Linked DNA regions of Homo sapiens: all the other regions are linked to region 1. A link is a contact called in ENCODE Hi-C or POLR2A ChIA-PET data. All regions are on one chromosome and are shown on one strand. The core of a region is the stretch at or near the end of the contact, and the rest is flanking DNA. Distances in the headings are between cores, read along the strand shown. Region 1 holds the start of OR5B21 (olfactory receptor family 5 subfamily B member 21). Region 2 holds the start of OR9Q2 (olfactory receptor family 9 subfamily Q member 2). Region 3 holds the start of OR10Q1 (olfactory receptor family 10 subfamily Q member 1).

The links. A loop is a pair of places that touch in the nucleus more often than their neighbours do. ChIA-PET counts read pairs that join two places held with the same protein, here RNA polymerase II (POLR2A). Pooled maps may share reads with other maps.
Region 2: a pooled map shows a loop between it and region 1 (2.1-fold over the local background). The contact joins the promoter of OR9Q2 here to the promoter of OR5B21 in region 1. A Hi-C loop is called at or near these places in 1 of 37 single-sample maps with no recorded cell type and 2 of 50 pooled maps. POLR2A ChIA-PET finds 5 or more read pairs at or near these places in 2 of 52 experiments (PC-9 and activated T-cell).
Region 3: a loop to region 1 is called in a pooled map, with 2.3 times the contacts of the local background. The contact joins the promoter of OR10Q1 here to the promoter of OR5B21 in region 1. A Hi-C loop is called at or near these places in 2 of 50 pooled maps.

Annotation. Positions count from the first base shown.
Region 1 is chr11:58,506,382-58,509,524 of GRCh38, forward strand. It overlaps OR5B21 (olfactory receptor family 5 subfamily B member 21), which reads right to left and starts at 1,724. Exons shown (of 1, transcript NM_001005218.3): 1 at 426-1,724. The coding sequence starts at 1,724. The coding sequence ends at 795. The region is part of intron 2 of LOC105369313 (a long non-coding RNA gene); the gene reads right to left.
Region 2 is chr11:58,187,398-58,190,540 of GRCh38, forward strand. It overlaps OR9Q2 (olfactory receptor family 9 subfamily Q member 2), which reads left to right and starts at 1,673. Exons shown (of 2, transcript NM_001005283.3): 1 at 1,673-1,711; 2 at 2,922-3,143. The coding sequence starts at 3,094.
Region 3 is chr11:58,227,373-58,230,515 of GRCh38, forward strand. OR10Q1 (olfactory receptor family 10 subfamily Q member 1) reads right to left here and starts at 1,546. Exons shown (of 1, transcript NM_001004471.2): 1 at 510-1,546. The coding sequence starts at 1,503. The coding sequence ends at 544.

The sequences.
Region 1 (3,143 bases), core at 474-2,973:
TTTTTCTCTAAACCTTCTGGAAGTTTTGGTAATTATGTTAGACAGAGACAAGAAACATAAAAGATAGTGTAGGCTCTCCGAAGGAAGTTGTATTTAGTCAGGTTAAAGTTGAAGTAATTCATCTATTAAAGCATTCCCATATTTCTGTATATAACAAGGTGTAATGTTTCCCCAATGATTTAGCAAAAGGGAATGGAAATTACAAAGGCACATGACTAGTGAGTAGGATAGGAATGTGGGTAGAGAAGGGAGAGTAAGGGGTTGGAAAGATTTAATCGTCAGCTACCTGACTCGATCTAGTGCCTTGTCCTTTAAATTACAACTTTCTCTCAAATATCATTTAAAATATTGAAACATCCTTTGTCTACCTCAGAAAGTCCAACTTTCAAACTCGCAGAACAAAAGAATAAAAAAGATACTGTGTGTTCAGTTGATAAAAATGAAGGTGAAATCTTTACACCAAGTTTAATAGTGAATGAAAAATTCTTACAATTAAAAACAGGATGAGGAAAATTTGGTACATTCATTTGTATGCTTCAATCTTCTGCTTTAAACCACGTCAAGAAACTAAAGCAAGAAAAGCTTAACTGTCCCATGTTGTTGTTCACTAAATATAAGATTATCTTTCTAAGTAAGACTTTCAACGTGCTGCTTTTTACATCTTCTAATAGCAGAAGTAACCGCTGTTCTTGGGGAAGAAAGAACTGAAACCAGTCAAACGTTAAAAGTCATGATGGCATTTAGGTGTGAGAGAAAGTTTATCCCTTAATTGCTTGCCTACTTCCCATTCACATTTAATATTGGGGGTAAAGTTTGTTGAGTATTTTCCAGAGAGCACTTTTCACTTCTTTGTTCCTAAGGCTGTATATCAAGGGATTCAGCATGGGAATCACCACTGTGTAAAACACAGAGGCTATTTTGTCTGTGTCCACGGACTGGCTGGAGTTGGGCTGTAAGTACATGAAGATGATTGTGCCATAGAAGATGGACAAAGCAGTGAGATGGGAAGCACAGGTGGAGAAGACTTTCTTCTGCCCTTCAGCAGAATGCATCCTCTGAATGGTGATGCATATGAAGAAGTAAGAAATAAGGATGACCAGGAGGGTGAAAAAGACGTTGAAGCCTGCCACAAAGACCACCAACTTGCTGATGCGTGTGTCAGAGCATGAGAGAGCCAGGAGTGGGGGAATGTCACAGAAGAAATGATTAATCTCATTAGAACCACAGAAGGAGAGTCTGAAGGTGCCTGCTGCATGGATAGAGGCATTGAGGAAGCCAGAGACATAGGAACCAGTAGCAAGGAGGGCACACACACCTGCTGTCATGGTGGTGGTGTAATGAAGAGGCCTACATACCGCTGCATGGCGATCATAGGCCATGGAGGCCAGGAGGTAGCACTCAACAGTGGCAAACCCCACAAAGAAGAAGAACTGAGCTGCACATCCATCGTAGGAGATGGCCTTGTCCCCTGACCGCAATGCAGCCACCGTTTTGGGGGCTACAGCTGATGAGTAACCCAAGTCTACAAGGGAGAGGTTACTGAGGAAAAAGTACATTGGAGTGTGGAGATGGGAGTCTGAGTGGATGATCACCATCATTCCCCCATTCCCAAGCAGGGTGATGAGGTAGATGAATAAAAATGCCAGGAGGAGGGGTATCTGAAGATTGGGGTCATCTGTTAATCCCAAGAGGATAAACTCTGTCACTTCTGTGCTATTCTCCATTGTGGCCAGCTTGAATTAGCCTGGTGATTAAAGAAGAGGCGTCAACAAAATTCCAATGAAAGTATGAGAAGGGAGGATGGAATGATAAAAAAGGAGAAAACTAATGTATAGAGAGAATGTACTGTGTGTAACACTCATCCTAGAACCCTCTGTTATATTATAGCTTTTAATTCATATGAGATAGGTGCTATTATGCCCATCTTACAGATAAGGAAGTTAAGGCTCAGGGAGCTGAATATTGAGCAAGATAGCCTATCTAGGGGTCAGAATCAAAGTTCACCCCTTTATATTTCTGAATCTAAAGTTCATACATTCATCTTGAATTCTTTAACACATTTACATCATATAAATACAAATTATGATGTGGATATAAGATTGTATGTATTTAATTATTAAAAATAAAAACATCCATCACTTATTGTCTTCCACATTCTACTTCCAATAATATAGCCTCACTAAAGATTTTCTAAATTTATTTTTCCTTAAAACAACACAAGTTTATTCTCTCAAAATTCTGGAGGCCAGAAGCCTCAAATCAGTTTCACTGGGCCAAAATCAAGGTGTTGGCAGGACAAGGTGGTGCCCTCAAGGTCTGTTTGATACTAAATCCAAAGATCTTAACCACAACTTTTGAAGCCTTTATAAATTAATCCCTCAACAGTAGTTCAACTGAAAGGGAGTATGGTATATGTAAATATGAGTATGTATTTATATATATTTAATATAAAACTATAAATTTGATATATACAAATGGCTTTGTGTATCTGTGTATATGCATATGTCTTTTTTCACCCCTTATCAGAAGTCTTTGCTGTAGACCCTAATTCCAGTTAAGTCCTCCTTTCTCTCCCTCCTCAAAGCACTTGAGTCTTGGCTGATTATTGCACAATTAGCTGGGCAACCACTCACTCTTCACCTAGCTCTAAGCCCCTTGGGACAGTAACTATCTTCATCCCCTCTGGTCCACTCTCCTTACCATGGCCCCTCACACATGTATGTAAATATTTGGTGAATCAAACAGAACATCAATAGGAAAGTATGGAAATATTTTTCATGCTCTTTAATCCCACAACAAACATCCTATCATCCTCTTGTCTACCAGGTTTGTGCTTTGGGCCAAAATATTAGCTTAGACTTGTCATATGAAAAATATTCAGGAGTAACAGTGAGTTTGCAGATGGTCAGGCCTGGAGACAGGTTTCTGTCCTCATTTTAGAGCATTCTTTCTCTCCTATTTTTGTTCCTCAACCTGAGGTGTTCACAGGCTTTCCCCACTCCTAGTAGCAGAGTGAGTGGGAGCAGACTCAGAAGAAGTGAGGGAGAAAATGTGAGAAGAGAGGAGGAAAAAGGAGAAAACAGGAATTAAAGGAGAAAAATGCTTCAGCTCTGCTGGACTTTAGCTTACCTTGAAGAGTAACA
Region 2 (3,143 bases), core at 423-2,922, 320 kb before region 1:
GGTACATGTACAGGTTTGTTACAAAGATAAACTTGTGTCATGGGGGTTTGTTGTACAGATTATTTCATCACCCACGTATTAATCTTAATGGGTAACAACCCATTAGTTGTTTTTCCTGATCCTCTCCCTCCTCCCACCTTCCACCCTCCAACAGGCCCCAGTGTGTGTTGGTCCTCTCTATATGTTCATGTATTCTTATCATTTAGCTCCCACTTATAAGTGAGAATATGTGGTATTTGTTTTTCTGTTCCTGTATTAGTTTGCCAAGGTTTCTTAATTATAGGATTTTGTAGATCCTTTAATATGCTAATATATAATGTGATTTTCCATGTGAAGAATGTAGTATGCAGTGATCTCCAGATTTATGAGAACAGTGAACCTATTTTCCTGGAACGTCTACTTACGACACCTGGCAAAAGGTAAGGCCTTCAAAAGACAAGCCTTCCGGTATGGTTCTCAAATCTGCTACATGTTATAATCACCAGGGAATTTATGAAAATTACTGGTGTTCGGCTCCTACACTCAGGCATTCTGATTCAATTGTTAAGGGGTACAATCTGGGCCTTACGAGTTGCTTCCCAGGTGATTCTAATGTGCAGTGAAGATTGAGAACCACTGCCCTGGGGTCCTTTTGTCTAGTGCCATATTCCAGATAGGTTCAGTCAACTGAGCGTTGACCTGGTCCAAGTCATTGTTTTGCCACCAAGAAGCTCCAGAGTCCTTTCTGTATCTAGGTTTTTAAAATTGATAAGACAGGGAGACATCACATTCACCCTATCTTGGGTCTCCCATGAGGAAGAAAGGCACTGATAGGACTTTGGAGAAATCATGCTTTGCAAGAACATGTCTTTATTATTTTACTTTAGTTTATGGCAGGACACACAGAGGGGCAGGGAGGTCTAGAGGTCCCAATCCCAAGGCATTGGTGCCACAATTTTTGGAGATTAACTGTTTGGAAATCCCCTGGTATGCCTGTTCATAATGTAGATACTGCTCCCATGGCGGATGTACTGCATCTGCATCAATCTATGGAGGTGGGACACTGCTATTCACATTTTAAACAAGTTCTCTGGATAAATTCTTACACACACTGAAGTTTGAGAACTAGTGCTATGGTGGAGGGGTTGGTTACCATCAAGAATTTGCTCAGCTTGCCTGGTGGAAGTCTGTTCACAGCCCACCCACATTGGCCTCTCCAACATTTTATCTTATGACTCCCCACCTGCACCATTCTCTACTTCTGCCAAATGATGAACTTTCGAAGTCATCAATTACAGCATGTTTTGGCAATGGGGAGCAAAAGCTTATGCTTATAAAAAGCCTCCTTTGGGGATCAGTTCATAGCTGGCTATGGTGGCATTGTGTAAAACCCCTGACAAAACTCCCAATTGAGATATAGGAAACCTTCAAAGAAGTACATTTCTTTTGGTACAAGGCAGGAAGAACGCAAGACTAGGAGCCAGCTCCATCAGACCTTGCTGAGGGATGGGGCTTTGGAAGTTTGAAATTAAAGAGAAACTTTCAAAGGTATTAATTAGACACCTTGTTAGGAAGTCATATGAAGATAAGTCTCCTTCCCCTGGAGAATCACCTCAGGAACCAATTAGGGTGTAATACTGGGACAGCGAATATAAGAAGCACATCAGCAAGGTTTCATGATAGATTGGAAGCTCAGGGAGAAAGGCTGGTCCCCTAGTCTTGTTATCTCAAAGTAAGTCTAGAAAAATCTAAGGAAACACTAGTGTCAGGGATATATTGTTTTGTCAAGGGGTAGAGGAAAGAGAGAGACTCCTAGAAGTGAGACTAAAACACAGAAGTATTGGAAGTGACCCCATCTCATCAGGTTGCTATGATTATGGGGTTATCTGCAATTTTATTTACGGAAAGGGAACAAAGGCAAGGTAACTGAAGCCCAGAGAGGAAACGTGACTTGCCCAGGGTCTTACATGCAGTGTGGGTGAACTAGAAGCCAGGTGTCCTTTGGCTTGGCAGGTGATGGGCAGACAACACACTAAACAAAAGAGGAGGGCATTAGCAAAGTAGAATTCAGGTGAGGACAGTTTGTGTCCAGCTCATGACTTTCAGATCTAATTTGTTTTCTTTGTTATTCTCCTCAATGGGTCAGCTCAGTATTGGTCTGGCTGCTGGTACAACAGGTACTCAAACACTATCAAAGCCCTCCTTTACAGCCCTGTTCTAGAACTCCACTAAGGACCCCCAAATTTATTAATCCGAATTTCTCCAACAGCACTCAGACAACACAAGACTACAAAAATATTTCTGCTTTCAAATTTGGATGCTGTTTATTTTCAAGCTACTGTGTTTATTAGGGGCTTTGAGAACAACCAAACAAAGCTTATGGAGCTTTGTTAGGTGCCCAAAAAAACTTATGTTTGCTCTTTTGATTTCAAGGTCAATGCTTGAGTGTGTGTTTATGTGTGTGTATACACACCCTTAATAAGCCAGCCTACTCTAATTAGGATAACAGCTGTTTGTTAAACTTGCATGTTGTTAGACTGAGAATAGTAATATTCCTACAAGCAGAGCCCATTGCTGATTGCTAATAGATTTTTTTGTTTATATGTTTTTGTTCAGAGAATATAAATTTTCCTTCCTTAAAACATTCATTTAAAATTTTAATAGCCACCTTATATATGTGGAGTGCTTTTAGCTTTCCAATGTGCTTTTGCCTCTGTTTTAACCTACGCATTAATCTTATCTCATAAGCAGGGCAAGCATTATGATCCTCTTTTGGCAGAGGAGGAAATTGAGGTTCAGAGAGGTTAAGTGCCTTGTGTAAGATCAAACAGCTAATTGGGGACAGAGTTGCAAATACAAGCGCTGACTTGTAAGTCAGGAATCACTTGCTCTCTGTTCTTTCTATAATAGAAGCATTCATCACTTTTTATCTTATATTACAGTGAGCTCAATATCTGTCTATATCTATCTTCGACTGAAAAGTGTGTTGAAGTTGAGTGCCGACATGTAAGACATTCAATTTAAAGCTTTGTTACTTGAAATCATTTGAACTCCTCTTGAGCTGTCCCCTCATCTGGCTCTTGTCTTAGCCGTTGCAGGTGAACCACTGGATGGATGGCTGAAAGGAATTACACCGTAGTGACGGAGTTCTTCCTTACTGCATT
Region 3 (3,143 bases), core at 296-2,795, 280 kb before region 1:
AGGTGATTAGTCAATGAAAGAAAATTCCTAGCCCCTTTCTGGCATGAAGAAAATGAAAGCAACCAGTTGGGATGTATGGTGCAAAGGAAATTAATGCATTAAGTAAGCTATTGTTTGTCATATACTGATACCCAAAACAATAATAAAATGTGTTTATTTGAGCAAAATATGTCTTTATGAATATTCCTTACTTAAGGCAACTTTCACAGGGTAAATTACATCATCTCCCCAGGAGGCAGCATGCCTATCAGCCTTTATTCACAGTATGTATGGGGTGTTCCTAATATGGCAATTGACATAGGTGAGCTGCAAATCCTTAAAGTAGAGCTAAGTAAACTAGCATTCCTACGCTGTAAGTTCTGTCCAAATTTTCATATCTTAGTCAAAGCACTTCAGAAAAATGAGCATGAATTGTGAACTTGGGGCAAATATGGCAAAAAAGAAACATCAAGTGCACAGTGTGAGAAAGTACTACAGTTCTGTGTCATTTAGAGTTCTTTGACACAGCAACAGACAGACACCCAGCCCAGTGCCCCTAAGCCTTCAGTTGGCGTCAGAGGCTGCTTTACGGATAATGGCACTCCTCAGAGCACCTTTGACATCCTTGTTCCTAAGGCTGTAAAGCAAAGGGTTGAGTAAGGGGGTGACAAAGGTGTAGACCAACGCGATTTGGCTGTCCTCATCCTCTGAGGTGCTGGACCGAGGACGCAGGTACACGAGGCTGCAGCAGCCATACTGCAGCAGGACCACGGTGAGGTGGAAGGAGCAGGTGGAGAAGGCCCGGCGGCGGCCCTCGGCAGAACGGATGCTCAGGATGGCACAGGTGATGAACACGTAGGAGACGCAGATGAGCAGGAAGGGGATGGTCAGCACGAGGATGCTCACGACATAGAGGACAGCCTGGTGCACGCGGATGTCAGCGCAGGCCAGGCGCAGGACGGGAGGCACATCGCAGAGGAAGTGGTTGATTTCCTGGTGGTGGCCGCAAAAGGGCAGGGTGAAGATTAAGGCGGTGAGCTGCAGGGAGGGGAAGAGGGCCAGGCCCAGGGCCCCACCCAGCATCTGCGTGCACAGCTCGCGGGTCATGATGAGGGTGTAGTGCAGCGGGTGGCAGATAGCCACATAGCGGTCATAGGCCATGATCGCCAAGAGGAAACAGTCCGTGCTGCCGAGGGTGACAAAGAAGAACATTTGGGCCCCACATCCAGCCAACGAAATGGGCTTCTGGGCCCCCAAAATGTTGGAAAGCATCAAGGGTACTACCACGGTGGTGTAGCAGAGTTCCAGGAAAGACAGGTTGGACAGGAAGAAATACATCGGGGTGCGGAGGGTGCTGTGTGTGCACACCACCCAGATGATGGCTGTGTTGCCACAGAGGATCATCAAGTAGAGGAGGAGGAAGAGAAGGAAGAGAAGAACCTGGAATTCAGTGGCTGTGGTGAACGCACGGAACACAAACTCAGTGGGCTCAGACTGGTTGAAGACAAGTTTCCCCACAGGCATGTCTTATGCAAAAGAATAGGACGCGCTGAGCTCTTCTTGGCTGAGTTGCTTTATTTCTTTTTTTTCTTTTTGAGACGGAGTCTCGCTCTGTCGCCCAGGCTGGAGTGCAGTGGCGGGATCTCGGCTCACTGCAAGCTCCGCCTCCCGGGTTCACGCCATTCTCCTGCCTCAGCCTCCCAAGTAGCTGGGACTACAGGCGCCTGCCACTACGCCCGGCTAATTTTTTTGTATTTTTTTAAGTAGAGACCGGGTTTCACCGTTTTAGCCGGGATGGTCTCGATCTCCTGACCTCGTGATCCGCCCGCCTCGGCCTCCCAAAGTGCTGGGATTACAGGCGTGAGCCACCGCGCCCGGCCGCTTTATTTCTTTAGTAAAAGCAGGAGTGTACAATTTTATTTGGAATTAACTATTTAGTAGCTAGTTTCCAATCACGGTGCATGAGAATGAATTCACGATATAGGGTTTGGTATACTTTTCCTTGGAAATCCTCATGAATGGGATAGACAGTCATCTGCAGAAATTCCTGGGGGCAAGACATGTAGACACATGTAGATGTTCCTTGTGAAATATCTCCCCCCACCCCGATATTTTCAATCCAATTGATAAGACTTAATTATTTTGCTTGTATTTAATTACAGTGAAGAGTTGTATGGTTGCACATATTTTAAAATTAGATAAATGAATTTGTCTTTTACTTTTTTCAGTAAGCACTCTCATTGAAATATAACATACATGTGGAGGAATTCACAAATCCTAAGTGTGAAGCTTGATTTGTTTATTTATTTTAACATCGTAAATACGCCAGTATAACCACTACAAAGATTAAGAAATAGAACGATTCCAGTGACCTACAAACATCCTTCATGTTCTCAGTCTTTATGCTTCACAAAAGTAACCACTTTTTGACTTTTATCATTACAGATTGATGTAACTATGTTTCAACTTATATATGAAATGCTAAAGCATGTACTTTATTGTAACTGGCTTCAACATTATGTCTGCAAAGGTTATTCTTGTTGTTCTGAATCAATCCTTTGTTCTTTCCATTGCTTTATGGCTATAAGTTATTCACTTTACATTCAGTTATTTTGACTCCACATACAAGTAGGAAAACACCCATTGTTACAATCTTTTCTGATATGTACTCTTCATATATTTCCTCTCTTTTGAACATTTTATCTAAATTTCCAACAGGAAGCTAAACTTTTGGACTCAAATAGTTTCAAATGAAAGGGAAGTGAACAGAGTCAGGTTAAAATTAAAGTGGAGCTTCCTGAGATAAGAAAAGACAATGAGGAAACTAAAAATGCAATAGCACAATTGAATTATGCATTAACATAATCAAGAGAATAAGAAAGACCTTTGCAAGCATCTGGGAAGTTAAAAATACCTGTGAATTAAGCACTTTCAGGTTAGACTACAACTTTATTTTTAATACAAAAATTTAAGAGACAATACAAAATATCTACAGAATTTTAAGAAAAACAAATTGGAGTGAAAGAATTCTGTATCAAAGCCTTAGTGATTTATGTTCAAAAGCAACAGAAAGACTTTCTCAGATTTGGAAGGGCTTAGGAATTATTTCATTCTAAATATAATTTTAAAAATCCCTCAACAAAGACTATGAGTTGCTGCATGAT